Linked DNA regions of Homo sapiens: regions 1, 3, 4, 5, 6 and 7 are each linked to region 2. Evidence: chromatin contacts called from ENCODE Hi-C or POLR2A ChIA-PET data. All regions are on one chromosome and are shown on one strand. Each heading gives the region's core, a stretch centred on a gene start or an enhancer-like site at or near the end of the contact. The rest is flanking DNA. Distances are from core to core; before and after follow the strand shown. Region 1 has its middle 100 kb from the start of LINC00636. Region 2 overlaps MYH15 (myosin heavy chain 15). Region 3 has its middle 69 kb from the start of CD47. Region 4 overlaps LOC105374031 (a long non-coding RNA gene). Region 5 holds the start of LINC01215 (long intergenic non-protein coding RNA 1215). Region 6 has its middle 85 kb from the start of CD47. Region 7 overlaps CD47 (CD47 molecule).

Region 1 (4,003 bases), core at 1,312-3,811, 420 kb before region 2:
AGCTGATAACACAAATTGCTGTGATGTCCCTTTTGGGTTTTCAGTTTTCTATTTTTTTTTTAAAGCCCATCCATGAAGGTAACCCATGTAGGTCTCTTTCTTGTTAACTTAAAGACCCTACCTAATAGACTTGAGGATTAAATTAAGTTTATCTGTTTTTAATTTTTTCCTCATTTTATAATTCAGATCTATTACAAGAAATTTTAAAAAATCAGTTAGCAAAAAATAAAATCAATAAAAAATTGCCTGCAATTTACCAAGATAATTTTTTGCATATATTCTGCCAGACATTACATATATATGTGTGTATATATGTATATATATATATGTGTATATATGTATATATATGTGTATATATGTATATATATGTGTATATATGTGTATATATATGTGTGTGTATATATATATATATTTAAATGAAAATAGGATCCTACAGTTTGGTAATCCTTTTTCTTTTGTGTAAAGAATAATGTCTGCTTTGGATTAACATTAAACTTGAAAGTGACAATTCTTCAATTTTCCCCATAGTGAATAGATTTTTCTGAAAGTCAGGTAAGAACAAACCAAAAATAAATGCAATAGCTTATAGCATCTCTAGGTTGTGTGCATGTTGCACTTCTTCTCCTCCTCATTTTTATAGTACTGGTAAATGTAGAGATGAGATGACAGGGAAGAAAGGAAACTATACCCTGTCAGGTCATCATGCTACCTCTACCTCTCTCTACACTGGGTCTTGGCTTATTTATTTTTGACCAACAAAGGAGCCTCCTCTGGGTAGCATGACAGGCCTTTTGTAGCTTTGGGATCTTAGGCAGGCACCAGTTAATCATCACATAATAACAGGAAGTGGGTCCTACGGCTGCCTCATGTCGGGCTGTCTCGTTTTCACTCAACTGGGTGTGGTTACGACATGGAAGTGATGACCAGAAGCTCCCACCAGAGTGAGGGGTCCACCCTCTTGATCCCCTGACACAAATACTTCACCCACTTTCTCTGTATGTTGGAGTCCAAGGCTTGACAGACCCTTTTTATTAAATATTTCAGTTATTTTACTGAGTGTTCTCTACCATCATTTTAGGTGGTTTATAGAGGTGAACTTGCTACAACTTCCTACTTCATAATCATCACAATCCATATTAAAAAATATTTCCGCAGCTGTATTGCATGAGACACAGCTTACACATACTTTAAACACTAATATTTTTGGGTAGTTTAAATTGTGACACTCAGACAAATATAAAATGAATAAATGTTATTCATTTATTCATTTTATATTTATATTTATAAATAAGGTTTTATTTATTTGACTCTAGCTAATGAGGAAGCAGTAAGATGTTACAGCTGGTTCCAAGAAGAAGCACATATATATGCAGGAATGCTGAAATGAATAGGTGAAAAACTGATGAATATCCTCAGAGCAATAATCAATTGCATTTCAGCAGACACAATTCACTGCTTTCCTTTCTATGGATAAGAATATTTTGCATGATCAGTTTTCCATAACTTACAGAGTTGTAAAATAGCTCAGAGACAATGAAAGTTAGACATGACCCCTAGACAAGACACTCAGTGATCCTTTTTACCCATTTAAAAATCTTTCATATTTCTAATTGGAGTTTGTGCGCCCCTGCCTTTGCTGCAAGATTCTTTTCAGTGTAGCTATTTGCCATTAAGCAACGTGGACGCAAGCAAGGGAGTAAATAGTACCCAATGGAGAAGCTGCTCTCATGCAAAAGTTTATGGCCACACCCTCTTGATCACCAACTGGTCCCTAAGAGATTGGGAAGAAAAAACAGTAAGAGGCTGGCTTGCTTAAGTGAATTCCCTTAATGCCAGTGAAGTATCTGAGCAACCAATGGGATTCCAGATAACACAGGGAATAGAAGCCTAACTTGTCCCGTCAGATCATCCTGTTCCAAGAACCTCATTTTCATCAGGGTCAGAATCACTTTCGATGGAGTGAAGCTGTGAGGTCAGGTTGCCCTATTAGACTGAGCCAGAGGGTGACTACAGAGTGAAATCAACCAAATTCACACATTTTTTAAAATACACATTTTCTTACAACCTAAACAATTTAAATGTTTAAATCATTCCCATCAGCATCAGCTTCACTGGGATTGTTATTAATACATCTTCCAATTCTACTACTACCATTAAAATAACCTTCAAACAGGCCTGCCAATGCTCAGCTTAAATCATCTTTAAAAACGTATGTTTATAGAACTACCCAGAGTAATGTGTGGTCTCTGGAAACCATCAAGGGGAAGCGTTATGAAATTTTCTATTGTAAGCAGCAGACCAGCTCTCCAAGGGATTTCCCAGACTGCCCGATAAAATCAGGCCTCCTGGACAGGAGGTGAAGTCCTCACAAAGTACAATAGATACTTGTTTTGGCAACAATCCAGATACTCACCATTAATAGCTTCTTCTAAGTCAGTTTGATTATAGCTTGATTGGGAGAAAACACCCTCCCTGTCTACTTTGCCTACATGAAAGGCATGAAAGAGGTGGGGCAGAGGAGAGGCCTTCTATCATTCTCTAAGACCTAGAAATCTACTTTCACCGGAAGGCACAGACTTCACAGAAGAATTGAGCAAGAGCCAGCGTGGAAATATTGGACAGCTTCCCGGCAACTCTTGAGTCAGGTCATTATTGTGCAGTTTCATCACTTTGTTTGAAGGGAATTCCCAGGACTTCAGGCGTATTCAGGTTCATATGTTATGCAGAAATGCATTCCAAAATCAAAAATACGGTTACTGTGATTTGGGACTTTCTACCCCTATACTTCCTGCTATTCACTAATATAATTATGCATGTTTTATAATTAGAGTATGTTAGGATACACATTTGCATCTTGTATGTGGTTGGGAATACATTCTCAAATCTATTTGTGGGCCCAATAAGCCATGTGACCATGGCAAGTTTCCTCATGGCTCTGTATGTCAATGTACTCATCTGTGAGCTAGAGGCAGGGGTACCAGATGGTCTTTCAACTCCCTTTGACTCTACACATACATTTCCATCTACAAACTAAGTCTGAATTCCTTTAGAAAAGGTGTCAAGAGATTTGTGCCTGGCCAAGACCTTGGAGGATGATGGTGTTGCACTTCGTCTAGTTATTCAGGTAAAAGTAATGACTACTTATATATCTTTTTAGGGTCCCTCTGCTAGGGTTAAGCTTCATGAAGCAGACATGACATCTTTCTTGCTCAGCACTGTCTCCCCAGTGCCTAACACAGTGCCTGGCACATGCAAAGCCCTTGGTAATTATATGTTGAATGAATGAAGGTCACCAGGAGCCTGGATTCTTATCTGCTCAACCTAGGTGGTGAAGAAGCCTGGTGAGACTAGGATTGGGAAAGTTCCCCCAGCTGCTCTGACCTTAAAGGCAGAAGAAGACTCCAGACAATGGTGACCACCTTCTGGGGCCTCTTCTAGCAGCTGAGGCTGCAGGATCTGCAATGCCCAATCCCTAAACCTTCCTAGCCATGTCCTCACACTCCAGGACTGACAATATTAACACATCCCCTGCAGCTCTATGCTTGCCTGGGCTCTACCTGCAGAGATGCTGGGTGGGACAACGTATGTCAATGCTTAGGGGATTCCTACATGATTTTGATGCTGCCTCTCACCTCTGCACTTTGAACCAGGCCTGCCAGACCAACTCCAGTTCCACTCACAGTGCTCCACATGCATCGCTGCAGCCCTGGGCACTCTCCTGCCAATCCCGATGCAACTCTGGCAAGTCCAAATCACTGTAAGGATCACTGCAAGGATGCTCAAGACAAGGGAACAAGTGGGGCCTGGAACCGTGCCCAAATTCCCCTCACTAGCAGTGAGCCCTGCCTGGCATAAAGTTTTGCTCAGCAAAAGGAAAGGCAAACACGGAAGGGTGGGGTTAGAAAAAGCCATAATCCAGATGAGTCACTTTTAATACTTTGCATAAAGGCAGCCCTGCCAGAAGCATCTTTTTTTGGTTTTTCTTTTTTAAAAAATTCTAAAT
Region 2 (3,712 bases), core at 488-2,987:
AATTATAAAATCTGGCAATAATCGTATATAGATAGCTAGTAAGCTCACCACTATTGATATAAAGGAATATCTGTACACAATTGTGTATAAAGGGATATCTAATTGTGTATAAAGGAATATCTATACACAATTGTGTATAAAAGGATATCTAATTGTGTATAAAGGAATATCTATACACGATTATAGATATTGTATATAAAAGAAAATAATATAGAGTTACACTAAGTTTCTTTGGTAATGCTCCAACAGGGGCCATAAAAGCAGCCAGACATAATGAGCTCTGTTTAGTCAAGGATTCAGAAATACATAATTGTTACACATCAAAATCATCTTAAATACCTAAAATTTTCTATTTCTTCATCTTTCTCTGAAAGCTTTCTTTCAAGTTCTGCTTTAGCTTCCAAGAGTTCAAGCTGGAAATGAAGAATCTTGCTTTCATTACGTTCCAGGGCTCCCTGGAATACATAAATAAAAAGCATTAAATGAAGTCCACTTTTAGACAAAATTGTATTTTTTACCCAAAACATATGTCGCTAATGTAGCTCTCTTAGAGTTACTGGGAGAGATATAGGTTCAAGCCAGGTCCCTAGAGATTGCAACACAGTGAGACAAGCAACTGCTTTCATTTGTCATTTCACTTATAGATTTGACATTCTTAGGTCTTTCAGCTGTAGCTCCAGAACTAGAATTTTAAAGCCTATTTTAAAATAGAAAATTTCACTCTTGTCTGTGACTATATTTAAACTTTTTAATGTATTACCCTTGACTTTTTCTAACATATTCCAACTTTGGGATAAATTTTAAAAAGTATCAGAGCTAGAACAAGGAAGGTGATAACTCCTACCTGGAATCTTCTATTAAATTCTGGACATCACGAGGGGATAGAGGAAAAGTTGGATGTATTCAGAGAACAAACAACAGGGTAGTGTCCAAATATTGTCATATGAAGAACAAATAAAGGAATTTACAATGTACCTGACATGTAACACTCAGTGTGAGCCATTAACACCATAATTGGTACCACTACTGCAAATGAATTTCTTTGACAGGCAGAAGATTCCTTGCCCCTTTGTGTATTCAAATATAGTTAAGGCAATTATTTGCAGGGATGTTATAAAGGCAATTCAATTCTAAAAGCATAGGTTTGGCTAAATCTTTAAAACCCGTCCTGAAGCTAAAAATGTATATAAAAGAAGAAATCCAAAAAACACTTACAGAATACCAAGGATATAAGGGCATAAGGGGTGATGCAATTTTGTGGTCAGTTAGCTACAGGCAGTCCTAAGGGCAGAAGTAATTTTTTCATAGCCTCTTTTGAGGCGTGCTTAGCAGATATGACAAAATGTAAAAAAGTAAAACTGAGTTGCAATTTTAAAATAAAAATAAAAAGATGATGGGAATTTTAATAAGACCTCCCTTGATGTTATCTTGATACTACCTTCAATATAAAAGAAAATAAAATTGCTAACGCACACTCAAAAACAAATGCTTGGATAACAATTTCCTCAGAGGGAATAGTGTAGTAGTTCCTTCAAGAGGAAACTGTCACCTCTAACCCTCTAAAATGCACTGAGAAAGTGAATCTTTAGGGAACATGACCTGGGATAATGTGAGTTTTATGGCTTTAAAAAAATCTGATAAAGTTTCTCATAAAGGCTCACCCAGGAAAATAAATAACGCAATGTTACAAATACATGTCCAAGTTGATGAAGTATTTATGGATGTGGCTGAGGACAGAAGTGGAGAAAATGCGAATAGAATGTGTTGCCATCTAGTGGTACTAAGTGGTTTGAGCATTATGGCCTTCCTGTCATTCTCACCCTTGACCCACGTGATGATCGACTGAATACACAAAGATGCCTCTGTGTTATACAGGACATAAATGGCCCGTGCCAGTTGTATTTTTCATTGGCTTGTCATAGTACTTGAAATTTCTATCATAAAATTTACTTCTTTCAGTTAAGGTGGTGGCTTCAAAAAGTCCCTTGCCAGGATAGCCAGAGAACCAAAGGGAACGAGTAAACAAAACAAAGTTCACCAACTGTGTAAGGACCAGCTGTGCTACAGGGCACCACACTGCCAACGAAAAGGAGTCTGTATAAAGTTAGATAGCCTCAGGAAACATTTATGTATAACAGGGTGAGAGCTGCTGCCTGACAACTCTATACAGAGGGTAATATGGACACATTTGCTTGGAAGTTTCTTCTGGAATCACAACGGTGAGGTAAATTTAACAGACAATGCTTGGCACAGAGTGGTCCTTTGGGGTCTTGTTTTCCATCGCCATACCTTCCAAGAGACCCCTGCCTAACACTGACTGCCACACCTTTCAAAAATCTTTTTTCTTTTTCTACTGGTGGGAGGATCAGGGCTGTATTTTAATGTGTCTGAATACTTGTTCAAAGGCTGAGTCAGGAAGATGAAGTTCAGCTCTGAGAAGAGGCTGCACAGGGCTTCTTAACCACCTAAGAATCATGATAAGATGACTTCCTTGTTAGTTTACCTTCTTTGGCGAAATGTCTTCTTAGAGGTCCTTTCAATTGCTAATGCACACCCAGAGATACAGCCAGAGACTTTTCCTGAACTGTGAATCCATAACACTGAAAACCCTCCTGTCAATCTGCACAAAGATGAGCTTTCAGAAACAAATGTTTGACAACATCACTTTGAATCTTATTTCTGAAACTACCGAAAGTTTTTGGGGAAAAAAAATTGAAAAGCTTTTGTGACTGACTCTTTAAAGAGGGGGCAGCTATGAGAATATTTATTCATTCAACATTTGACAAATATTTACTGAGCCTCTACTACATGCCAGGCAATGTTCTAGGCCAGTGCTTCTCAAATATTAATGTGCATATGAACCACCAAGGGATCTTGTTAAAATGCAGATCCTGATTCAACAGAGATGGGCAGAGGGCTGAGATTCTGAATTTCTAACAGCCTCCCAAGCGATGTCCATGGGCCACATGTTGAGTAGTGAGGGTCTGGGCACTGGGGATAAACTGGTGAACAAGATAGATAGTTCCTGTTTTTACTACAATCAGGAGATTTGCATTCACTGTTGTGTATCCTGCTCTCTGAGTCTCAATTTCCTCTTTTATAAAATGGGGACAGTAGTTTCCTACGGTGATTATATTAAAATTATGCATTTGGCAGAGTGCCTAGCATATAGTAAATAAACATTTGAATACGTGTCCTTTTGTTGGTGCTGCTGTTATTGCTGAATGCAGATCTTCTGCCTTGTCACAGTGAAAACTTTCTTTTCTCCCTGGTGATAATACCTCTGTTTCTTCCAGTGTCACCTGGACTTCTGTCTTCTCTTCTTCAATTAGTTTCTTGACCTTTTCCATTTCAGTTAAGTTCTTGGTCCCTTCTCTAACCTGGTTTGTCAGATTAGAAATCTCTTCTGGAGACAGAGGTAAGAAAAACAAAGTTAGTGAATGGGCTCAGTCTCAAACCAATGATACCAGGCACAACAGATTCTTCCAGCCCACTGGAACAGTGACCTCATGCCACCCTTGGTAACTTGATGACCTATCCTATATGGGACCGAGAAATTTTAAAAGGGTATTCATTTTTTCATATAGTCTTTTGCCATCTGAAAATTGAAAATTGTCTACAACAAATGGTGAGGGTGGTGCTTCAGAGTATTGTACACTGGACAACTTTTGCAACTTTTACATGACAGTCCTGCTCATTAGAGCCATTCCAG
Region 3 (3,802 bases), core at 1,000-3,499, 380 kb before region 2:
AAGAGTTTCCAAATAGGAGGAGAAATAGGAGTTGAGGTTATTAAAGTGGTATTTGTTTCTTCAAAAAAATATTTAAGGCACAAAGAAAAGGTGACACCAGGAATGAGAAGCCAACTCAAGATACTGTGACAGTTGCCCAGGTGTATGACAGGGTGGGACTTGGAGTAAGGTAGTGATAAGGTTAGAAACCTATATGACTTGTTGGTTTATTAATTGGTCTCTTTAAAGAGAGAGAAATCTCAACTCGTGTGTTAGGAGGCTGAGGGACACCTAGAAATCGGGACATTTGGGAGTTGAGATTGAATGTGTTGAGTTGTGGTAATGTCAGGACATTCAAATAGAAATGTCCAGCTGTTTGTTAGAGATGGATCATTGCTACCCTGTCACTGCCACAGCAGTGTCCTGTCACAGTCTGTCCTGATGGGCTGTCTCTCCATTTCTCCTGGGAAGACAGCCTCCTGTTAACTCCACGAAGGCATTCTCTGTCTTATCTTCAATGTGACCTTTCCCTCAATTTATAATAGTGGCTCCTGAATCTTTTGTTGTGTTAGGATCCATTCTCCACTCTCTAGTCATTGAAAAAGAGGTAAAAGGGGAGGTCAGGGCAGCGTCCATTTATCTATTTGTTCAGCAGATATTTATTGAGTACTTACTTTGTCCCAGATACTATGATAATCATTGGGCATCTAAGAGTCAGTAAAACCAACTTGGCCCCCTTCAAGATGGGGCAGATAGATGGCAAACGAGGGTGAAAAGTGCAAGAAAGGAAAGTGCAGGATACTTAGAGCATAAAACAAGGAAGCCAAATAACTCTGTCGGGGGGGCTCTTCACTCTGCAGGTGCCTGCAAAGGAAGCAGAATTTAAGTGGAGCCCTGTGGAGTTATTCAGGGCAGGGCTGCAGGGTGGCACAACTCCAGGGGGCGCCTCTTACATCATATTCTGTCAATGGGCCCCTGGAGATGTGCAAGAAAATGGCCCAGAATGAGGGCTGGGAAATAAGGTGGGGCATGGGGCAGGGTTGGACTTTTTTGGCCAGAGGAGAATCTTGGGGAACTCATTGCAGCTCAGGTCTTACAGAGACCTCTAAGCTAATCAGAGTTGATACCAACTCATGCTAACTAAACTCATAAGGCATTAATAAATATAAATCTGCATAGCTGTTTGTGAATTTTCATGAGAAATTAGAGTATATCTGTCATGCAGACCAGAGATTGACAGCTTTGAGGTGCTGACTCATACTAACTAAACTCCCAACACATGAATATATGCAAGCCAGCATGCTGGCTTGTTAATTTTCTATGAGAAACAGAGTCTATCTGTCAAGTAGACCAGAGATTGACAGCCCATCCCCTCCTGTGTGAGGGGCTCCCTGGGAAGCCCAATTATCCCAGGGTTTCGTTGCGAGCCTGAAATCAGAGGAAAGAGCAGTTATTACACCACCTGAAGATTTACAGACCTCAGGTTCTGTGTCTGATGTATTCGCCGCCTGCTGGGGACAGGCTCAGGGGGCTTGTCGGGGAAAGGGGCAATGTGGGGTCTCTGCCCATGGGAACCTCTTTGTGCCTCTCTGTGCCAAAGCTCATTCACTCTCCTGATTCTCATACTCTTGAGACAGAGTAGGAACAAGGCTTGGCTTTGTTACTGGTGGTGAATCTGACTGCTCTGCAGCAAACTCGATCCTTGCCTCCTCAGAGGAAAGAATTTGGCCAAGGGGCAGAAGTAGGTTTAAGGCAGAGGGAGAGACTGAGGCAAGTTTTATAGTAGGAGTGCAAGTTTATTAAAGAGTTTGAGGGCAGGAACCAAAGGAAGTAAAGTACACTTGGAAGAGGGCCAAGTGGGTAACTTGAGGGGTCCAAGTTCCATGTTTGGCCCTGACTTGGGGTTTCATACATTGACATGGTTCCAGGGTTTTCATTTCTCCTCCCTTGATTTTTCCCTTGGGTTGGGCTGTCTGCCTATGCAGAGGCCTGTCAGCACTTGGGAGGTGCCGCACCTGCAGTGTGTTTACTGACATGCCCACTCGAAGTGTTTTTTCCCTTAGCAGCTGAGCATTCCTAGAGGAAGATCATAGACCAGTTAAATTCTGCCATTGTGCCTCTTAGTGCACATGCTTGAGCCCACTTGACCAACTTGTGAGATCTTAGCAGGAAGCTGCTGATTGTGAGCATCAGGTATTTTCTATCGGGAGACTGTCTTTTCCTGGCACCAACTGCCTGACCATCACCTGGTGATCACCTGACATTCCTTGGGGTGGGGGCCTCTCCTGCCCTGCTCATGTCTGCCTACCTACCTAGTCTAACAGCTTCAGGTCATTTCCACTAGAGCATTCTTTCATGCATTCCCACTGATCACAAGCCCTACACCATTACCTCACTGACATCATTAGGTTTAACCCTGCCTTTTACTTAAAGATGTCTAGGACTGGCCTTAGGAAATCCAGATATACAAACCAAGGTTGTGTAATGTTTCACCTCAGAAAGGAATGCTGAACAACTTATTTACAGCCTTGTTGCTACTGGTCAGACCATTGGGAGGCCCATTACTCAAGATAACCTCTGAAACCAAATATGCTGACCTGTATACCCTACCCCTCAGTGCTTTGCCCTTCCAAGTACAGCCTGCATACTCTATTCCTGATGTCAATTCCTGTGTTTTGCCTAATAAAAAAGCCCAATCATCTTGGAGAGCCAAAGAATTTTCTCTCCTGTGCTGCCACCCTTATGTCCAGACACAAACTCCAATGAAGTCTTGTCTGAGAAAACTCTTTTGGCTTCATGTCAATTAGTGCACTGAGAGCCCAAAAACCCTCAGTAACACTCTTCTTTTCAATGTGTGAATGCTAACTGGAGCCTGGGATTAGCCTATTGACCACACAACTTTATAAAATCAATGTTTGTGTTGATTTTAAGAATTTAAAATTAACAGGGGCAACTCATTGTTCAGGTTCTTGGTGGCACCTTCCTGCTGTCCTCAGTCCTACCCAGACTTACAAGCTAATTTGGTATCATGGATTGTCAGTAACAGCTTTATGGTTTTAGGGAATGCTGAATGCAAATCTGCCTGTAACCAGGTAAAACACAGGGTAGCTTTGGCCATTGTGTAAGTCATTTTGCTAGGATTAGAACTCACACCTACAGACTTCCTGCCCCACTCTGCTGGTGCTGTGAAGGCCTGACTAAACACTACCCTACTACTGTGGGGGCAGGTGCCTAGGCTCTGGCCTGATCTTCACTGTTCCCTCCTCAATCTGGATACTCAGTGTGGTCGCAGAATAACAGCCCCCTAAAGACCTCCACATCTTAATATGAACCTTACATGGCAAAAGGATCTTGCAGATGTCATTAGATTAATCATGTCTTGAGATGGGGAGATGATTGTGGATTATTTGGACCCAATGTAATCTCAAGCATCCTTATAAGGGAAAGAAGGAGTTAGAAGAATGAAAGAATGATATGTGAGGGTGGATATAGAGGTCAGAGGTTTGAAGATGCTATTCTGCTGGCTCTGAAGATGGAAGAAGGGGCCGTGAGCCAAGGAACGTGGCAGCCTCTAGAAGCTGGAAAAGGCAAGGATATAGATTTTCCTCTAGGGCCTCCAGAAGAGACACAGCCCTTCTGATGTCTTGATTTTAGGACTTCTGACATACAGAACTGCCAGATAATGAATTTGCATTGTTTTTACCCCCCTCTCAACAATCGGAAACAGATACAGTTGGCTTCTCCTGTCTTCAGGACTTACCTAGCAATGTTCACCTTGCTCTTGAGAGCCCCGTACCTCCATACACATGACAGTCTGTTGGTG
Region 4 (4,049 bases), core at 1,471-3,970, 310 kb before region 2:
AGGAAAGGGGAGTCTGTTTATGCAGTTCTTGAATTTTAACTTTCCAGGCTCAGAGCAGAGTATAGAAAGGTAGAGGGTGGATCTGAGAGAGACTATCCAGCACTGTGAGACTGTCCTTCCCTGTGTCATTGAAATCGGGTATGGCGGTGGGATTCGCTTGGGCCAGTGTGTTAGTTTCCTAGGACGACCATAGCAGATTACCATAAACAGGAGGCTTAAAACAAGAGAAGCTTATTCTCTCACTATTCTGAGGGCCACGCTCTCTCCGAAGGCTCCTAAGAATCCTTCCTTCCTAGCCTGGCAGCCTTTGGCATTCCTTAACTTGAGCTGCATCACTTCAGGCTCTGCCGCTGTCTTCACAGGGTCTTCTCTGTTTCTGTGTGCTCTCCTCTTCATATAAGGACATCCATCATTAGATTTAGGGACCAACCTAGATATCATCTTGACATCCTTAACTAAATATACCTGCAAAGACCCTATTTCCAAATAAAGATCACATTCTGAAGTTTGGGGTGGACATGAATTTGTGGAGGGAGGCGGTGTGGATAATATTCAACTCACGAGGCCAGGCACGGTGGCTCACGCCTGTAATCAGAGCACTTTGGGAGGCTGAGGCAGGCAGATCACGAGGTCAAGAGATCGAGACCATCCTGGCCAACATGGTGAAACCCTGTCTCTACTAAAAATACACAAATTAGCTGGGCGTGGTGGTGCATGCCTGTAGTCCCAGCTACTCGGGAAGTACTGTAGTACTCAGCTACTGAGGCAGGAGAATCGCTTCAACCCGGGAGGCAGAGGTTGCAGTGAGCCGAGATGGCGCCACTGCACTCCAGCCCAGCGCTAGAGCGAGAGACTCCGTCTCAAAAAAAAAAAAAAAAAAAAAAAAATTCTGCTTATGATAACCACGTACATCTGGACCAAAGTTTCTAGGCCTAGCATGCAATTTTTTCTTTTTTCTTTCCTTCTGCCATGGCAATCAGCAATGCTCAGACAGCAGCTGCCCCCTCAGCCTGGGTCCTGGAGTGAGATGAGGCAGAGCAGAGCCCTAGCTGACCTGCAAAGGAAACATAACATAAATAGAAATAAATGTGTCATCTCTTCTGAAGTATGCTGTGTACGGTAGTTAATGACCACAGCCCATCCCTTCAGAGATAGTGCCAGCAGCCATAGTAACTCCCTAGTTCCTTCCTTTCACACAAACACCCTTGAATTGACCGAAACCATTCTACAGACTCATTGTTTCTTTTAATCCCAACCCCATTGGCAACATTTTACTGCACCGTAATTCCTCTCTGGGGCCAAGGTATAGAAAGAAGTAGATCTCCAAAGACTGCCTTTTGTATCCTTAGAGGGACAAGATTTGTAGGAAAAAGAAAATGAAGGCTAGAGCACATGGGTGTTCTCTGAAATGAGCTGCAGAGTAGCTGTCTGCATTTCAGACTGACAATTTCAAATGAATCCTCCACCAGAAGCCGCCAGGAATGTCTGCTGAGAAAACTGTTTTCTGCCTACACAGGGCTCTCTAGGTGCACCCTTCCCTGCCCTGCTATGACCACTTGTGCAAAACCACTTGAGAAACTGCACCTCATGAAGTTTGTTTATTGATGCTACTACGTGAGCCTCTCTGAGTCCATCTGCCAACCTTCTTTTCTCTAATACTGATCTCATTGCTATGGGTGTGGGCCAATGGACTCAAACTATCTTTAGGGGGGCCTTAAAAGCAAAATGGATAAACTAGGTTCAAACTGTCAGACAAGACAGACAGACATGTCTGGAATCATGAGAAAGATTGCCCGATTCCAGGCCCCGCCCACCTCACTAATCCATCTTGAACAGCCCCTGGGTTTGACCGCTCCCACACGCTAACTGCTGCTGCAGGAGCTGCAACTTCCCTCATCTCTTCCGCAACCACAAGCCCTGGGAACCGCAATGGTAGCAAGAAAGAAAAATGTTATATCAACACTGAACTTAGAGGGGTGGTTCTCAAAGGATGCTACTGGGGTTTACAGCATCTGCAGCACTGAGAAACTTGGAAATGCAAATTCTTGGGCCCAGCCCTAAACCTACTAAAGGAGACACACTGGAGTGGGGCCCAGCAATCTGTGTTTTATCGAGTGTTCCAGGTGATTCTGGGGCATGCTAAAGTTTGTGAGCCACTGACTTAGTGTCTGACCTCAGAAGACAAGTGGCCTGCCTGTCACATGATTTATCTTGGTAAAAGTATCACCAGTTCCTCTGTCACCTTTGCTTGGTCAGGAGGAATCCACCTGTAGTAGAGTGGAGAATCCCTGTGAACCCAAGTTGTATCCTGGCCTCCTGGGTGTTTTATATTAGCTTCAGGTCACAAGTGCCAGTCGGTGTTGTGCAGCACCCAGGAGACAGAAGCAAGTCAGCTACAAGTGAAGCCTCTCATGTGGACAGCAGGTTCTCTAACATCTCCTGTTAAAGCAGCACATATTCTACCTTTGTTCTGATAGAAACCAATGTGTACTTCAAAGTGGCTTGAGGATCTCTTTAATTCTATAGTTTTGGTGAGTTTAGAAATACTTTAAGAAACTGGTTTCACTGTAGTTTACAAAATGCCCTTTTTGTGTGTCCATCAAAGTACTTTGTGTCTGACATCTGTGCTAATCTCTTGTGAGTTTCCATTTACAAGATGCCATTTTGATAAAATGCAGAAAGTGTCCATATGGTTACACAATTGTGTCTCTCTGTCTGGAGAATGAAGGAAATGAAACTGGGGGATCCCCTAGAGGAACGACAGATCAATAACCATTTCACCAGGTGGCAAATTCAGTGGGTCCTATGAAGCAGTGTGTGCAGAGGGGAGAAATGAGTCATACTCTCTCATAATTCAAAAGAAAATGATATGTTCATTTGTGACAGCCACCTGGGCTAGACCACCTGGAGCTGTTTCTGGCACACTAAAGTAAAGAGCTCATCCTAACCTACCCTGTCCTCGAAAGTAGCATTCTCTACATAAGGCTTGCATAAGTGCTGCATTGGGCTCCTGATAGACAAATCAGTCAGACCTAACCGATGAACTCCACTTCTTCAGTAGTTTGGATAATTCTCTTAATTTTGTCTGATAGTACTGAATTGCCTGAGAAAACCCACTGGTTTCTTGCACAGTACAGTCTGTGAATCAGGATTATTTTTTGTGGTTTTTATGTGAAAAAGTTGTACTTTTTAATCTTTTCCTCCTCTCCACTTTCAGAGCTCTCAGTGTGGTTTGGAGTGTGGTATGGCCCCAGAAGGCCAATAGAATCCTGTGATTTGCGCTCTAATAATCTGTATCCTGCCTGCCTTTTTGGGGTCTATTAGTCCATTTTCACACTGCTATAAAGACATACCCAAGACTGGGTAATTTATAAAGAAAAGAGGTTTAATTAACTCGCAGTTCTGCATGGCTGGGGAGGCCTCAGGAAACTTACAATCATGGCAGAAAGGGTAGAGGCACATCTAACATGGCAGCAGGCGAGAGAGGCAAAAGTGAGTAGTGAAGAGGGAAGAGCCTCTTATAAAACCATCAAATCTTGTGAGAACTAACTCATTATCATGAGAAATCATGGAGAAACCACTCCCATGATCCAATCACCTCCCACCAGGTCTCTCCCTAGACATGTGGGGATTATGGGGATTACAAGATGAGATCTGGGTGGGACACAGCCAAACCCTATCAGGGTCTGAGCCTTATGCCTATCTGGCCTCATTTTTCTTCCAAGAAATGCTTTGTGCTAGTGGGACTGTAAGCTAGACAAAAAGGTATCAAAGTGCTAAGGGAAAGAATATATGTAAGTGGCATGCATATCACAAGTGACAGCTTTTTTCCATGGAAGTTAAGATGGTCTCAGTGTCCCTAATTGGCACCTGCATATCTGTGTGCATGCACACTCTGAGGGTGTCATACATGCCTGAACCCACCCTGCAGAGACAGAGTGGACAGCTGTCCATGGGCTGTGATTGGATTTTGCTTCAGGGACCTCTCGACAACTACCCCGGCTGGTCCAGGACAACTGCCTGCTGGAAATTCTCACAATCACTTATCT
Region 5 (4,145 bases), core at 1-2,500, 280 kb before region 2:
ACACATTTAAAAAGGCACAATTAGAAGAATACCGCAAAAATAAAAAGAAAAATTCAGTTTGATCTGAGGGGGAAAAGAAAAAGCTGTTTTCATGAAAAACAGATTTTGAAGTACTTTTGTCATCAGCTTCCTTTCAATTCTTCTGGTTAATTTCATGAAGGCTGTGCGACCTTTCAACTTCCAAATGTTTGCAGGAGGGAAGGGTGGTAACGTGTGAGTGGAAAAACAATTAATTTTCAAGGTATGGGATTTTATAGTAGAGACTTCCTTAGCAGGATGGACCGTGACAGGGTGTTAGTGATGGAGACCTTAGGAGGAGAGGGCAGAAGATATGGGTTTGAGGTCCTGATGTACTCTGCCTGCTGTGTGATCTTGGACAAGTTCCGACCCCTCTCAGGGGTTCAACATCTTCCTACCTACATGAAGTGATGGGATCAAACACCTCTGTGGCCCTCTCTAGTCTATATGTTTGCATTTCTAACTGTAGAGCATGATAAAAAAATAAATCAGAAGTCAGTGATCTTTAGGTTACTAGTCAGGATGAAACTCAAAAGATCTATTTTTAAAATTATGAGTATTGGGTGTGGTGAAAATATTCATATTTGGGGTCAGAGAGTTTTTCTAATAGAATCAATTCTAGAGCATTCAGACTTGCTCTCACCCCAAAGAGGAAGTGAATGAAAGCTCTTCTTTCTCCTCTGCTGCTTTCTTTGTCCATGGGAGTATGCAAATTTTTCTGGCAACACAGAAGACTGAACACAGGAAGCCTGAACCCCGTGAAGCCATAAGGCTTAGCATGGGTGTGGAGGGTGATCAACCCCTCATCTGTCATTCAGAACTCCATGCTGCAACACAGAGGGGAAAAAAAACCTTCTGCTCCCTGTTTCAACCTCAAGGGCAGAGAACACAGGCCGAGTTGCTGTTCTTGTCTCACAATCTGGAGGCCAGAAGTCTGAAATCAAGGTGTCGGCAGGATTGGCTCCTTCTGGGAGCTGCGAGGGAAGTATCTGTTCCAGGCCTCTCTCCTTGGCTTACAGATGGCTGTTGATATGGTTTGGCTGTGTCCTCACCCAAACCCCATCTTGAATTGTAGTTCCCATAATCTCCACGTGTCATGGAAGGGACCCGGGGGAGGTAATTGAATCATGGGGGCAGTTACCTTCACGCTGTTCTCGTGAAAGTGAGTGAGTTCTCAGGAGATCTGATAAGGGGACTTTCCTCATTTTACTCACTCAGTTCTCTTCCTGCCACCACTTGAAGAAGGACGTGTTTGCTTCCCCTTCTGCCGTGATTCTAAGTTTCCTGAGGCCTCCCCAGCCATGCTGAACTGTGAGTTAATTAAACCTCTTGCCTTTATAAATTACCCAGTCTTGGGTATGTCCTTATAGCAGCATGAGAATGGAAATACAGCCATCTTCTCCATGTGTCTCTTTACATTGTCTTCCCTCTGTAAGCGTTCGTTTCTGTTATAAGACACTAGTCTTATTGGATTAGAGACTGTAATGACCTCATTTAAATTTGATTACCTCAGTAAACACACTATCTCCAAATAAGGTCACATTCTGAAATATTCAGGGTTAGGACTCCAGTAATATCTTTTTGTGGGGAGACACACTTCAATCCATAACATACTATAAGAGAAGGGAGCGCTTACCACTGTCCATTACCTGGAACCAGTTCAGACAACCATCATCTTTCTACATGCGATGGAGAAAACAGTTCACCTGGGCATTTTTGCTATGACAGGAGGAAACGTCAATATCAAACCATTGGAGAAGGTAGCTGAGTCATTCATTTGTGGCAGCAACCATCTTTCCTTCCCGCACCCCCTGGCTAGGCTGCTCCATGTTGGGAGGTGGTGTGTTCAGTACAGCCACAGTGAGCTAAGTGAGGGCTTCAGCTGCAGGCTGGAGTGACCCAGGGAGGAACTGCCGCCTATCAAAAGGAAACACCTGCCACAGAAGGTTCACTGAAGCCTGAGAAAATAAACGTCAAGAGCTCTGGGCTGTGCCACCACCAGTCTCCACCACTATTCTGAGGCAGAATGCACCTATTGGCTCACAATGCTGTGAAAGAAAACAAGAAAGTCGTGATGGTGAGCGCTGCCCTGCAGAGATAATGAGCCACTAGAGTAGTTCTGAGGCAGGAGCCAGAGGAGCTGTGACACAGAGGCAGTCAGGGAGTGGGACTGGGGTCACAGGAGGGGCTGGACCCAGTGGTCTAGTGCCTCATCTCATTCCAGATATGTGACCTAAGATCTGCATGTGTGTGCCTGTGCATGTGTGTGCCTATGTGTATGTGGATATGTGGCAACATATATGTGCATGCATGTAAGTGAGTACACATGCATGTGCATGTGGTGGGGTGTGGGTGACTGGATAGAGGGAGCATGGGGAAAGGGAGGGAAAAGAGGGTTAAAACCGTGACAGGATAATAAGCATCTGAAATACTTAACTACAACAAAATGTTCTGAGGCTTTGTACAGCCTTATTTTCCAAACTGCAGGTTGTGGCTCAGCAGTCAGCTGGGAAATCAATTTACCCATGCAGAGATTCTTAACCTGGGTCTGTGGACACTGCCCTTTCCCCACAAGAGGCCCAAGGATAGAATTGTATTTCAATATCATTGATTTCCTTTGTAAGCCTAAGAGTTTTGCTTTATGCATTTAAAAACACTACAAGAAAGGATCCATAGGCTTCATCACATGGGGTAGAAATGGCACGTGCACACATGCATACACACACACACATACACACAAACAGATACACACACACACACAAACACATATACACACACACACAAGGTTAAAAATCTCTAGGTCAAAACCAGCATTTTAAAAAGTTATTAAGATAACTAGATTATAAAGAAATTAAAAAATTTGAGCTATGCATGTAATGAGGGTACTGTTTTGTGAAACTGGTTTTAGATATACAAATACTTGTGTATATAAAATATACATATGTATATGTGTGTACATATTTATGCACACACATTTATTTATTTGTTTATTTTGTGATGGAGTCTCGTTCTGTCACCCAGGCTGGAGTGCAGTGGCATGATCTCAGCTCACTGCAACCTGTCTCCCGGGTTCAAGCAATTCTCCTGCCTCAGCCTCCTAAGTAGCTGGAACTACAGGCATGCCACCATACCCAGCTAATTTTTGTATTTTTAGTAGAGACGGGGTTTCACCATGTTGGCCAGGATGGTCTCGATCTCCTGACCTTGTGATCTGCCCGCCTCAGCCTCCCAAAGTGCTGGGATTACAGGTGTGAGCCACCCTGCCTGGCCATTTATTTTTAACTGTAGGGCATAGGGCAAAAAATTGATAGCTAGTGTTCAATAGCCTACTGGACATTAGGGTAAAAGATTTTTTTAAAAAATTTTTAAAAATTATGAGTGAGGAATGTAGTGGGCCATTTGTGTTTCAGAGTGGAGGGCTCTGCTATTAGGCAGACATTTGACTTTTCACTCGGCACATCCACATTCCAGCCAGTCTCCCAGTGAATGGTGATAAGCTGGCCCTGATCATGCCTGTATGGCTACACCCCTCTCTGCCTTGTTGAGGCCTGAGTTAATTTGAAGTGTTGCAGAGACATGTGTTGATTCCTGTGGCTACAAGGCTCCCGGAAGTGTCAGAGGCAGAGGTATTGTTTCCTGGGAGGGGTGTCTTCCTGTGTACCGCTGGTGTACCACTGGTGTATGCCTGCCCAGAAGTTTGTTCTTTCACACCCACAGGGCCACCTGAAGAAACAGAGATAGGGTCTCCCACGGAATGGGGCAGCAAAAGAAGTAAAGCAAAAGTGAAGAAAAGAGAAATAGGGGGCAGCAAGTGTTCAGGAAAAGGGGGGTCAGATAGGAGAGAGAAGCAAAGAGAAAAATCAAAGTGTATAAAGCAAGTGGCGGGACTCGCTGAGCTGTAGGTGTAGTAAGAAGCTATCACACCAGCCTGTTAGCTCCCTGCAGGATTCACAGCATCAAGGATGGTGAAACCGAAAGAAAGAAAAGGTAGTTCAGCAGGAAAGATCAACAAAGACAAATCCTGGGACGAATCCAAGCTGCTATTAGAATCGAACCAAGCAAAGATATGACCACCTATGTTAGCGACCTGTTGCTTAGTTTATTTTAAATGAAACTCATATTTACTT
Region 6 (4,082 bases), core at 829-3,328, 400 kb before region 2:
CAGCGGCAGAAGAAGGCACAAGTGGCTGGACGTCAAGAGGGGCGCGGCTGCGTAAGAGCACACAGACAGACACACACAGATGCAGGCAGGCCGGCAGGCCATCCACCGGCAGAATGAGCCAGAATTTGGACGGTGCGGTCAGAGAAGACCCCAGGCCGCTGAGCAGCGTGACTCCAGGGGAAAAACCACCTTTTTACTCCATCTCCTTTCTGGCTCCCGCATCTGCTGAGAGCTACTTCCACTCAGTAAAACCTTGCAGTCATTCTCCAAGCCCACGTGTGAGCCGATTCTTCCCATACACCAGGGCAAGAAAGCCTGGGATACAGAAAGCCTTCTGTCCTTGTGATAAGGCAGGGGGTCTAATTGAGTTGATAAACATAAGCGGCCTACGGACGGCTATGCTAAAAGAGCACCCTGTAACACATGCCCACTGGGGCCTCAGGAGCTGTGAGCATTGAGCCCCAGACCCTGCCGTGGGATCGGAGCCCCACAACTTGCCCGACTGTCTTCTTCCCCTAGGGGTTTTGAGCAGCGGGGCACCAAAGAAGCAACCGCACCCCCATCACATGCCCTGCGAGGGGGATAAGGGAACTCTTCCCATTTCATTACTAACCTCATTTTACAGATTAAGAAACTGTGGTTATATGATTTGTACCACAAATCACAAGTCACCAGCCTGTGTGTGGCAGAGCTGAGGCCCCAGTGCAGGAATTCCGGTTACACAGGCAGCTTGCTTTCTGCTCCTGGACTTGTCTTCTTGTTCCCTTTTTTTCTTTCTCTTTTCATTTTCTCTTTGCCCCCCAGACTCAGTTTCCTACCATGCAATCTTCCTCTCTATTCTAATTCTTTCTGCTATCATCCTATACTGGCTTCATTACTTACTAACTGTGTGACCTTGGGCACATTTCTTTTTTTCTTTCTTTCTTTTTTTTTTTTTTTTTTTTTTTTTTTTTTTTTTTTGTGACGGAATCTCGCTCTGTTGCCCAGGCTGGAGTGCAGTGGCGCGATCTCGGCTCACTGCAAGCTCTGCCTCCCGGGTTCACGCCATTCTCCTGCCTCAGCCTCCCGAGTAGCTGGGACTGCAGGCGCCCAATACCACGCCAGGCTAATTTTTTGTATTTTTAGTAGAGACGGGGTTTCACCGTGTTAGACAGGATGGTCTCGATCTCCTGACCTCATGATCCACCCTTCTCGGCCTCCCAAAGTGCTGGGATTACAGACGTGAGCCACCGCGCCCAGGATCTTGGGCACATTTCTTAACTTCACTGAGCTTCAGTCTCCTCATCTTAAAACAGGAATAATGCTGGCTTCTTCATAGGGTTGTGGTGGAGGTTTAATAAGATTATATACAGAAGGCCTGGTGCAGTGGCTCCTGTCTCTAATCTCAGCACTTTGGGAGGCTGAGGGGAGCAGATCGCTTGAGCTCAGCAGTTTGAGACCAGCCTCAGCAACATGGCAAAGCCCCGTTTCTACAAAAAATACAAAAATAGGTGAGGTATGGTGATGCACACCTGCAGTCCCAGCTATTCAAAAGGCTGAGACGGGAGGATGGCTTGAGTCCAGGAGGTAGAGGTTGCAGTGAACCGAGATTGTGCCACTGCACTCCAGCCTGGACAATAGAGCCAGACCTTGGCTCAAAAAAATATATATATATATATTTTTTACGTATATAGAGAGATAAAAAGAATAAGATAGAAATGAGAGAGAGAAAGAGACAGAATAATTAATAGTCTCTGGCACTTGGTTAACAGTGCGCAGAAATTTTCTTCCTCCAGTTTTTTAATAGCATGGACTCGTGGCTACGACTATGCTTTTGCCCTTCATTCACCTGTGTCGTCCTTATCATAGAACTGTTGGATTTGATTTATCAGGAGACCCTGGTTGTGCCTCTGTGACTATGAGCCGTGGCCAAATCAGAGAAGCCTGATAGATGTGGTCGGAGTGATTAATAGCAACCTGTCTCCAGAGATAAAAGAGTGGCGAGTGAGACGCATTGCCCTGACTCCACTTCTAATTCTGTGTTGTTATATGCGGCTGTTTGGCCAAGCGGAGGCACCACACCCACAGCACCGTATCTGGCTGCAAGCCCTGGATTTCCTGGGTCACCAAGATAAGATTCTTTCAGTGGAAAAGAAAATGATCTGGGGCAGTGGTATTTACCCAGAGCAGGGTGTGAGCACAGGGTGCATGTGCAGCTGCACTTCCATCCCTGACTGATTTCATCACTGGACAAAGTGTAAGCTGGAGAAGGCACAGGAAAGGCGTGTTGGTGCAGGTTTCACCCCTGTTCCTGCAATGCCATTATCTGGTGCTCTCCCAGTGAGAAATTCATCAGTAGGACAGGATGCCCAGGAATGTGAGATCTGAGTCCAGGGAAGTGGTGTCTGTTTTTAGACACTGTAGTTGCTAAGCTTCACCGTCTTCTGCAAATAAAACAGCATTACTTTGCAAAGCCAGGTACTTTCCTACTTCTGTTCCGCAGATATCTAAATGCCCTAGCATAAGAAGGATTAAACAGAAAAAAATCTCCGGATATATCATTGTGACTTACTAATGTTAGGATTTTCTTCCCCCAGCAACATGTCTTCAACATTGTCAGAGCATTTACTGATTGCAGTCAAGGGAAAAAGCAATGGTGACTATATCTTCTTTCTCAAGCCAGTTCCTAAATTCTTAAACAGAGCTTCTGGGACTGTCATCTGTCAGGAAAGGGGAAATTGAGGTCCTGGTCTGCTGGGCCGCTGGCCCTGATCTGAGCCTAGCAGTGGAATTGGAGAAAACACCACAGTTCCTATTTGAAATTATACAGTTGGATGATGTTTCTCTTGGCTTCAACTATAAAAGCTGGTGCCCAGAGCCAATTTTTGGCAAAACTGAGAAGTATGAAGGTTTTTTCCTTCGAACATTCCCAGCATCCTTCTTTAGCACTTTTTATCTTGATCCTCCTCCAACTTCCCCAAGACTTGTTTCTTCCTTTACCTCATCCACATGTGAACAGCAAAGGCTCAGAAACATATTGTCTCTATCTGTAAGTGGTTGATAAAATCTAGAGCAGTGCTTCACAACTGGAATGTAGGTATGAACCTCCTACTTTTTTTTGTTTGTTTTTGTTATTTGTTTTTTTGAGATGGAGTCTTGCTCTGTCACCCAGGCTGGAGTGCAGTGGCATGATCTTGGCTCACTGCAAGCTCTGCCTCTCAGGTTCAAGCTATTCTCCAGCCTCAGCCTCCCAAGTAGCTGGGACTACAGGCGCATGCCACCATGCCCAGCTAATGTTTTTTTGTTTTGTTTTGCATTTTTCATAGAGACGGGGTTTCACCATGTTGGTCAGGTTGGTCTTGAACTGGTGACCTCAAGTGATCAACCCGCCTCGGCCTCCCAACATGCTGGGATTACAGGCATGAGTCACTGTGTCTAGCCCCTACATTTTTAAAATGCAAGTTCAGATCCAGGGGTTCTGGAGTGGGGTCTGACTGAAGGTCTGCCTTTCTAACCAGCTCCCAAGTGATGCTGATGTTGCTGGTTTGTGGACAACACTTTGAGTAGCAAAGCTTTAAACCAATCCTAAGGGGAAAAAATGGGAATGAGGAAAGGTCCCTCTGTGGTTTAGGGAAATGTGTGTGTGTGTGTGTGTGTGTGTGTGTGTGGTGTGACTTTTTATCCTAGTGACTAGTTATATCCTTGTTCTGTCTCTAGATCACACGGTATAATTGGTTTGCTTGATCAAAATTTTAAATTAATTGCTTAGGTTTCAGTTCTCATTGCTGTGATAAATACAAATGATCACTTTTTAGAAATGTGTTTTCCCTTGAAGAGAGACAAATCAAGAGATCTCAGACTTTAAAAGTTTCTTACAAACCTTGTTTTCCTACTCTGTGTTTGGGGGCAGAGGTGAGTAGAGAGGGGTCCCTGGCTAAGGATGAAAGGAGATGGCCCAGTTGATGACTGAGCTTATGGACCGCTGCCATTCAATGCATCTAGTGAACTGCCAGAAGAAATAATTTGCCTGAGACACTGAAGAGCCTTCAGATGGAACTCATTTTGGAAAGCAGAAAGAATCCAGCCCACAAACCTGATCTAGG
Region 7 (4,065 bases), core at 742-3,241, 350 kb before region 2:
GAGCTTATGTCCACAACATACCTCTTGGGCCTGTCACTGTGATAAGTCTATGTTTATAAATATGCTTTTCTCTTCATTTATGCCCTCCTAAAATTACTCCTTTCTTGCAATTTCCTCAGATGGCTTAATAAGGTATCTAAGGTACAATGAAACCTTAAGCACAGTTTTAAGGGAAAAAATGTTTATAAAACATTTGTATGGGAGAGGATCGAATCATAACTCCGAACAGATGTTTTCAGCAATATTTACATTTATTTTATAGATTATAATTATCAGTGATGTCAACTTAGTATAGATTTCTCCTCATTTTTAAGCCTGAAATTGTCATTCTGTGTATGCACATCCAATGAATCCAACAGGTGAGGTGATATATTGGAATCAGCTTCCTTCTGATTGCAGAGATAATATAGCCATTATTCCTACTTTCCAGTTTTGGGTGTGAGAAGTCAGTACAATCTTAAGAAATCATTTATTCCATCCCATTGACACTAAAATGACCAAACACAGGTTTTAAAATAGAACTGGACCCATTCATGCAAAGGTCATGCAATGACTTCAACATTCTCTTAATTTGACGTGAGACAAAACAGATAGCAAAATATCTCAATTACCAAGTTCCTCAGTCTAATCCCTCAAATGATCATTCACAATTCATTTAATAAACTTTAACTTACCCTAGGAGGTTGTATAGTCTTCTGATTGGAAGCTGATATAAATAACAAATAAGAATATAAATTTAATAAATGAAATAAACTAAGGCATTTGGTAATGTTTAATTTTAAGATAAAATGTTCAGGGCTAAAACTAAAGGTGCCAGAGATGTTAATGAAAGAGTTCCAGCTCTGACAGTCTATTCAAACATGCTGAATATTCTTGATTATATACACTGATTTGAAAAATGAAGCAAATAACCCATCTACATCAAATAGTAAACACATTCTCTCATTTGTTTATGCCATCTTTCCCCCAAATCAGCCACTTGTTACACTGGCTGGTGGGAAAATGCTGTCACCAACATACCCCCACCATGGGTGCTCCATCCTCCCTCCTCTATCTACCCAGAGTGTAGACAGAATGTGCCAGAATTTGTCCCCACTACTCCATCTCCCTTAGCTCACTGCTCCTGTGTCTTACAAGCTCAGTCTCTTTCTCCACATCACTCCCTGGGTCTTTCCAGTTTCAAAGCTCCAAAGAGCTAACAAACTAAAGAAAATACTCAGATAGCTCTGAGTATTCCTCTATCTATTTCTTCTTAGCTTTCTGAGTTGCCTTTTTCACTGCTTCCAAATGGATTCATTAATGAAGTTGAAGGAATACAGTACATGAGCAAAGTGACGAAAGGGAAAAAGAATACCCTAGTTGGGGAGGGAAGAAGAGATAGCTTCCTTATAAAAAAAACAAATGAGAAGGCTGGCCGTGGTGGCTCATGCCTGTAATCCCAGCACTTTGGGAGGCCAAGGCAAATAGATTGCTTGAGCTCAGGCATTCAAGACCAGCCTGGGCAACATGATGCAACCCTGTCTCTACCAAAAATACAAAAATTAGCTGGCGTGGTGGTGCATGCCTGTGGTGCATGCCTGTAGTCCCAGCTACGTGGAAGGCTGAGGTGGGAGGATCTCCCTCGTCCTGGGAGGCAGAGGCTGCAGCGAGCTGGGGTCGTGCCACTGCACTCCAGCCTGGGCGACAGAGCGAGACTCCATCTCAAAAAATAAAAAAACCCAAAAAAACAAATAAATACAGAATAAGAATCCTACAGATGGAAAAGCGTTGAACAGAAACATGCCATGAACCACTCAGCAGGAGGGGGATCCTACTGAACAGAGAGGCCCATTCCGCTGGGACCTGGGCTGGATGACAGCACTGGATTTTCTCATCAGCAGATGGAGGCACGCCTCCAGGACTGCTCTGTGTTCCTTACTATTTATTTACCACCACTGCACACTCGAATTCTGTCAAGCTTCCAAAGCTGGCAGGGAAAAGGGTGGGTCCTGACCCAAGGAAAGCCAATCTGTGAGCCAGCCAAAAGCTGGTGAGTCTTTCTCAAACAGGAAAAATGGCAACAGACTGGACTGACAAGTTTCTCCCTGCCACTGGACTCTAAGAAGAAACAGAAAAAAACCCAGAAAGTTGGTGATGGGAAGGGAAAGTGAAAAAGAAACAGAAAGGAGACAAGGATGAGTCCAAAGCTGTAGGTAAGAAAAGTTGTCTGTGAGAAGGCATGAATAGGATAAAAAACAGTGGCATAAACAAGAGGGTGAGCTAGCTGGCTAATAGGCAAAGAATCAAAGACAGAGGAACTCAGGAACTATAACTGACAGGGGCATCACCTTACTCTTGCTGCTGAGAGGGCAACACGATGCTTCAGTTCTTTGATATGGAATGGATCCTTCCAATTCCTAGACTACATACTGTCCCACCCCTGTGAGGCCCAGTTATGTATCTGAGCTCATAGGAGTCCAGTTTCTGTTAGTGCCATGGGCGGCTTTAAATAGGCCTCCCTTACTGTGGAGGAACCTGGGGGAGTGACTTGGTCCTTGTATCCAAACAAGAAGCCAACCTCTTTTTAAAGTAGAACAGGGTAAAATGGGTTGGGATGCACTACATTTAGCAGCCTCCCCAATAAACTAAGCAGAAATACAGAGCTTTATTTGGGAACATCAGGATAGTTACATGTATATACAACTGACTTCAATGAAACCATGCCTTATATCTATGTTCTACAAAGAAAAAGAGAACTAAACAACTATCTAAATTTCTGATGGTAATATGGAAGTTCAGAGATAAGGTTTTAGAGTTACATTTTTGAGCTCATAAATGTATTTATCAGAATAAACACTGCCAGGTGTAGTGGCACATGCCTGTAGTCCCAGCTACTTGGGAGGCTGAGGTGGGAGCATTGCTTGAGCCCAGGAGCTCGAGGCCAGCCTGGTCAACATAATGAGACCCTGTCTCTAAAAACAAAACAAAACAAAATAGAATATTGCTAACCGCCAAGTAACTCCTTTTCTTCCCTAATAATGTAGAAAGAATACTTTCTAGTTCTAAATCTCCGATCCAAGGGATGTCACAGTTGGCTGGCCCATTCTGAAAAAAAAAGATTTATGAAGAATGGTACTTCAAAGGGACATCAGTCAGTTGTGATCCCTCTAAATATTATAAAACCAAACAGTGTACAAGTTAATTTCACCTGAGTTAATTCTCTCCAATATGGATATAACCCATGTGACAAAAGAATTATTACGATTTCTGCTGCTACCATGAGCCTAAGACATTGACAGCCATATATATATATTTTTTAACCACAAGCCTTAAGCATTCCATATGAGCATACTTGCAATGCTTCTTGATTTGTTCTTCTCTCCCTGAAACATCTGACTCCATGCCATAAATACATTTCCAGGGTTTAAATTTTTCAGAAACATTTTTTCTATTGATACCAAATTTACCTCTCCTTAAATTGAACAAGAAAATATCTGAATTTGTATCTATACATAGATATAAATTCTACGTATATATTCTGCATCTGCATCATTCTAAAATATCTGGGATGTTGTGGTAAATATGGTACTTACTGCTACCAGATTGATTTGTATCAAAACACTATATGCCCTTATATTGAACTAACTGGTAATGGCTTTAAAAATGAGAAAGTATTGATCCTTATAATTATATAAACGTTCTCTACAAACAACAAGCCCAACTTTAGTGAGTTTGGTTAGGTTCTTGTAATCTTTTCTATGCTTTCACATTAAGTTATTGTGCCCAGTCCTTTTTCTCATCTTATAAAATTAAAATGCTTCCAATAAAAGAAAAAAAATACAACACAGTTTAAAAAGTTAAAAAATAGAAAGTGAAAGTCACTTTCACAGAAAGTTGTAGAAAGTGAAAGGCCTACTCTTTAAAATAGCAAATTAAGGCTACAAATTTAAAGTTGGAAATAATAAAAATTATAAAAGTTAAAAATCTCATAGCGACATTAACTTCTTCTTGAAGAGAAAGCTTGGATTTTTAACTATTTGAGGATTTTATTGCATTTAAATCAAAACACAATCATTAGGCTTTTCT

What was found. A loop is a pair of places that touch in the nucleus more often than their neighbours do. ChIA-PET counts read pairs that join two places held with the same protein, here RNA polymerase II (POLR2A). Pooled maps may share reads with other maps.
Region 1: a loop to region 2 is called in a map of PC-9, with 4 times the contacts of the local background. The contact joins two enhancer-like sites. A Hi-C loop is called at or near these places in 1 of 168 maps with a recorded cell type or tissue (PC-9) and 6 of 50 pooled maps. POLR2A ChIA-PET finds 5 or more read pairs at or near these places in 2 of 52 experiments (MCF 10A and OCI-LY7).
Region 3: a loop to region 2 is called in a pooled map, with 2.0 times the contacts of the local background. The contact joins two enhancer-like sites. A Hi-C loop is called at or near these places in 2 of 168 maps with a recorded cell type or tissue (CD4-positive, alpha-beta T cell and mammary epithelial cell), 1 of 37 single-sample maps with no recorded cell type and 3 of 50 pooled maps. POLR2A ChIA-PET finds 5 or more read pairs at or near these places in 1 of 52 experiments (OCI-LY7).
Region 4: a loop to region 2 is called in a pooled map, with 5 times the contacts of the local background. The contact joins two enhancer-like sites. A Hi-C loop is called at or near these places in 6 of 168 maps with a recorded cell type or tissue (B cell, CD14-positive monocyte, PC-3 and 3 more), 3 of 37 single-sample maps with no recorded cell type and 13 of 50 pooled maps. POLR2A ChIA-PET finds 5 or more read pairs at or near these places in 2 of 52 experiments (BJ and activated CD8-positive, alpha-beta memory T cell).
Region 5: a loop to region 2 is called in a map of B cell, with 14 times the contacts of the local background. The contact joins the promoter of LINC01215 here to the enhancer-like site in region 2. A Hi-C loop is called at or near these places in 1 of 168 maps with a recorded cell type or tissue (B cell), 13 of 37 single-sample maps with no recorded cell type and 11 of 50 pooled maps. POLR2A ChIA-PET finds 5 or more read pairs at or near these places in 2 of 52 experiments (BJ and activated naive CD8-positive, alpha-beta T cell).
Region 6: a map of PC-9 shows a loop between it and region 2 (4-fold over the local background). The contact joins two enhancer-like sites. A Hi-C loop is called at or near these places in 1 of 168 maps with a recorded cell type or tissue (PC-9) and 1 of 50 pooled maps. POLR2A ChIA-PET finds 5 or more read pairs at or near these places in 4 of 52 experiments (B cell, MCF 10A, OCI-LY7 and 1 more).
Region 7: a map of naive thymus-derived CD4-positive, alpha-beta T cell shows a loop between it and region 2 (3-fold over the local background). The contact joins two enhancer-like sites. A Hi-C loop is called at or near these places in 8 of 168 maps with a recorded cell type or tissue (B cell, CD4-positive, alpha-beta T cell, CD8-positive, alpha-beta T cell and 4 more), 5 of 37 single-sample maps with no recorded cell type and 11 of 50 pooled maps.

The regions. Positions count from the first base shown.
Region 1 is chr3:107,984,835-107,988,837 of GRCh38, forward strand. No RefSeq gene overlaps it. Among named protein-coding and RNA genes, the nearest start is that of LINC00636, 100 kb to the left of the region's middle. RefSeq lists an enhancer at 899-958. Within about 2 kb of position 2,562, at least 23 of the 41 ENCODE cell types and tissues checked have a DNase peak (open chromatin) inside an H3K27ac peak, as active enhancers do.
Region 2 is chr3:108,404,999-108,408,710 of GRCh38, forward strand. MYH15 (myosin heavy chain 15) reads right to left here. Exons shown (of 41, transcript NM_014981.3): 32 at 3,282-3,406; 33 at 340-455. Among named protein-coding and RNA genes, the nearest start is that of MYH15, 100 kb to the right of the region's middle. RefSeq lists enhancers at 1,829-1,928, 1,989-2,048. Within about 2 kb of position 1,738, at least 3 of the 41 ENCODE cell types and tissues checked have a DNase peak (open chromatin) inside an H3K27ac peak, as active enhancers do; they include B cell, where a contact is called at or near this core.
Region 3 is chr3:108,020,454-108,024,255 of GRCh38, forward strand. No RefSeq gene overlaps it. Among named protein-coding and RNA genes, the nearest start is that of CD47, 69 kb to the right of the region's middle. Within about 2 kb of position 2,250, at least 3 of the 41 ENCODE cell types and tissues checked have a DNase peak (open chromatin) inside an H3K27ac peak, as active enhancers do.
Region 4 is chr3:108,098,316-108,102,364 of GRCh38, forward strand. The region is part of intron 1 of LOC105374031 (a long non-coding RNA gene); the gene reads left to right. Among named protein-coding and RNA genes, the nearest start is that of CD47, 9.3 kb to the left of the region's middle. RefSeq lists a silencer at 1,901-1,970 and an enhancer at 3,051-3,120. Within about 2 kb of position 2,721, at least 4 of the 41 ENCODE cell types and tissues checked have a DNase peak (open chromatin) inside an H3K27ac peak, as active enhancers do; they include B cell, where a contact is called at or near this core.
Region 5 is chr3:108,123,814-108,127,958 of GRCh38, forward strand. It overlaps LINC01215 (long intergenic non-protein coding RNA 1215), which reads left to right and starts at 1,251. Exons shown (of 2, transcript NR_110030.1): 1 at 1,251-1,329. RefSeq lists enhancers at 434-693, 488-988, 774-823, 894-1,033, 1,314-1,363 and 2 more.
Region 6 is chr3:108,004,258-108,008,339 of GRCh38, forward strand. No RefSeq gene overlaps it. Among named protein-coding and RNA genes, the nearest start is that of CD47, 85 kb to the right of the region's middle. Within about 2 kb of position 2,079, at least 8 of the 41 ENCODE cell types and tissues checked have a DNase peak (open chromatin) inside an H3K27ac peak, as active enhancers do.
Region 7 is chr3:108,051,265-108,055,329 of GRCh38, forward strand. It overlaps CD47 (CD47 molecule), which reads right to left. Exons shown (of 11, transcript NM_001777.4): 8 at 675-706. Among named protein-coding and RNA genes, the nearest start is that of CD47, 38 kb to the right of the region's middle. Within about 2 kb of position 1,992, at least 2 of the 41 ENCODE cell types and tissues checked have a DNase peak (open chromatin) inside an H3K27ac peak, as active enhancers do.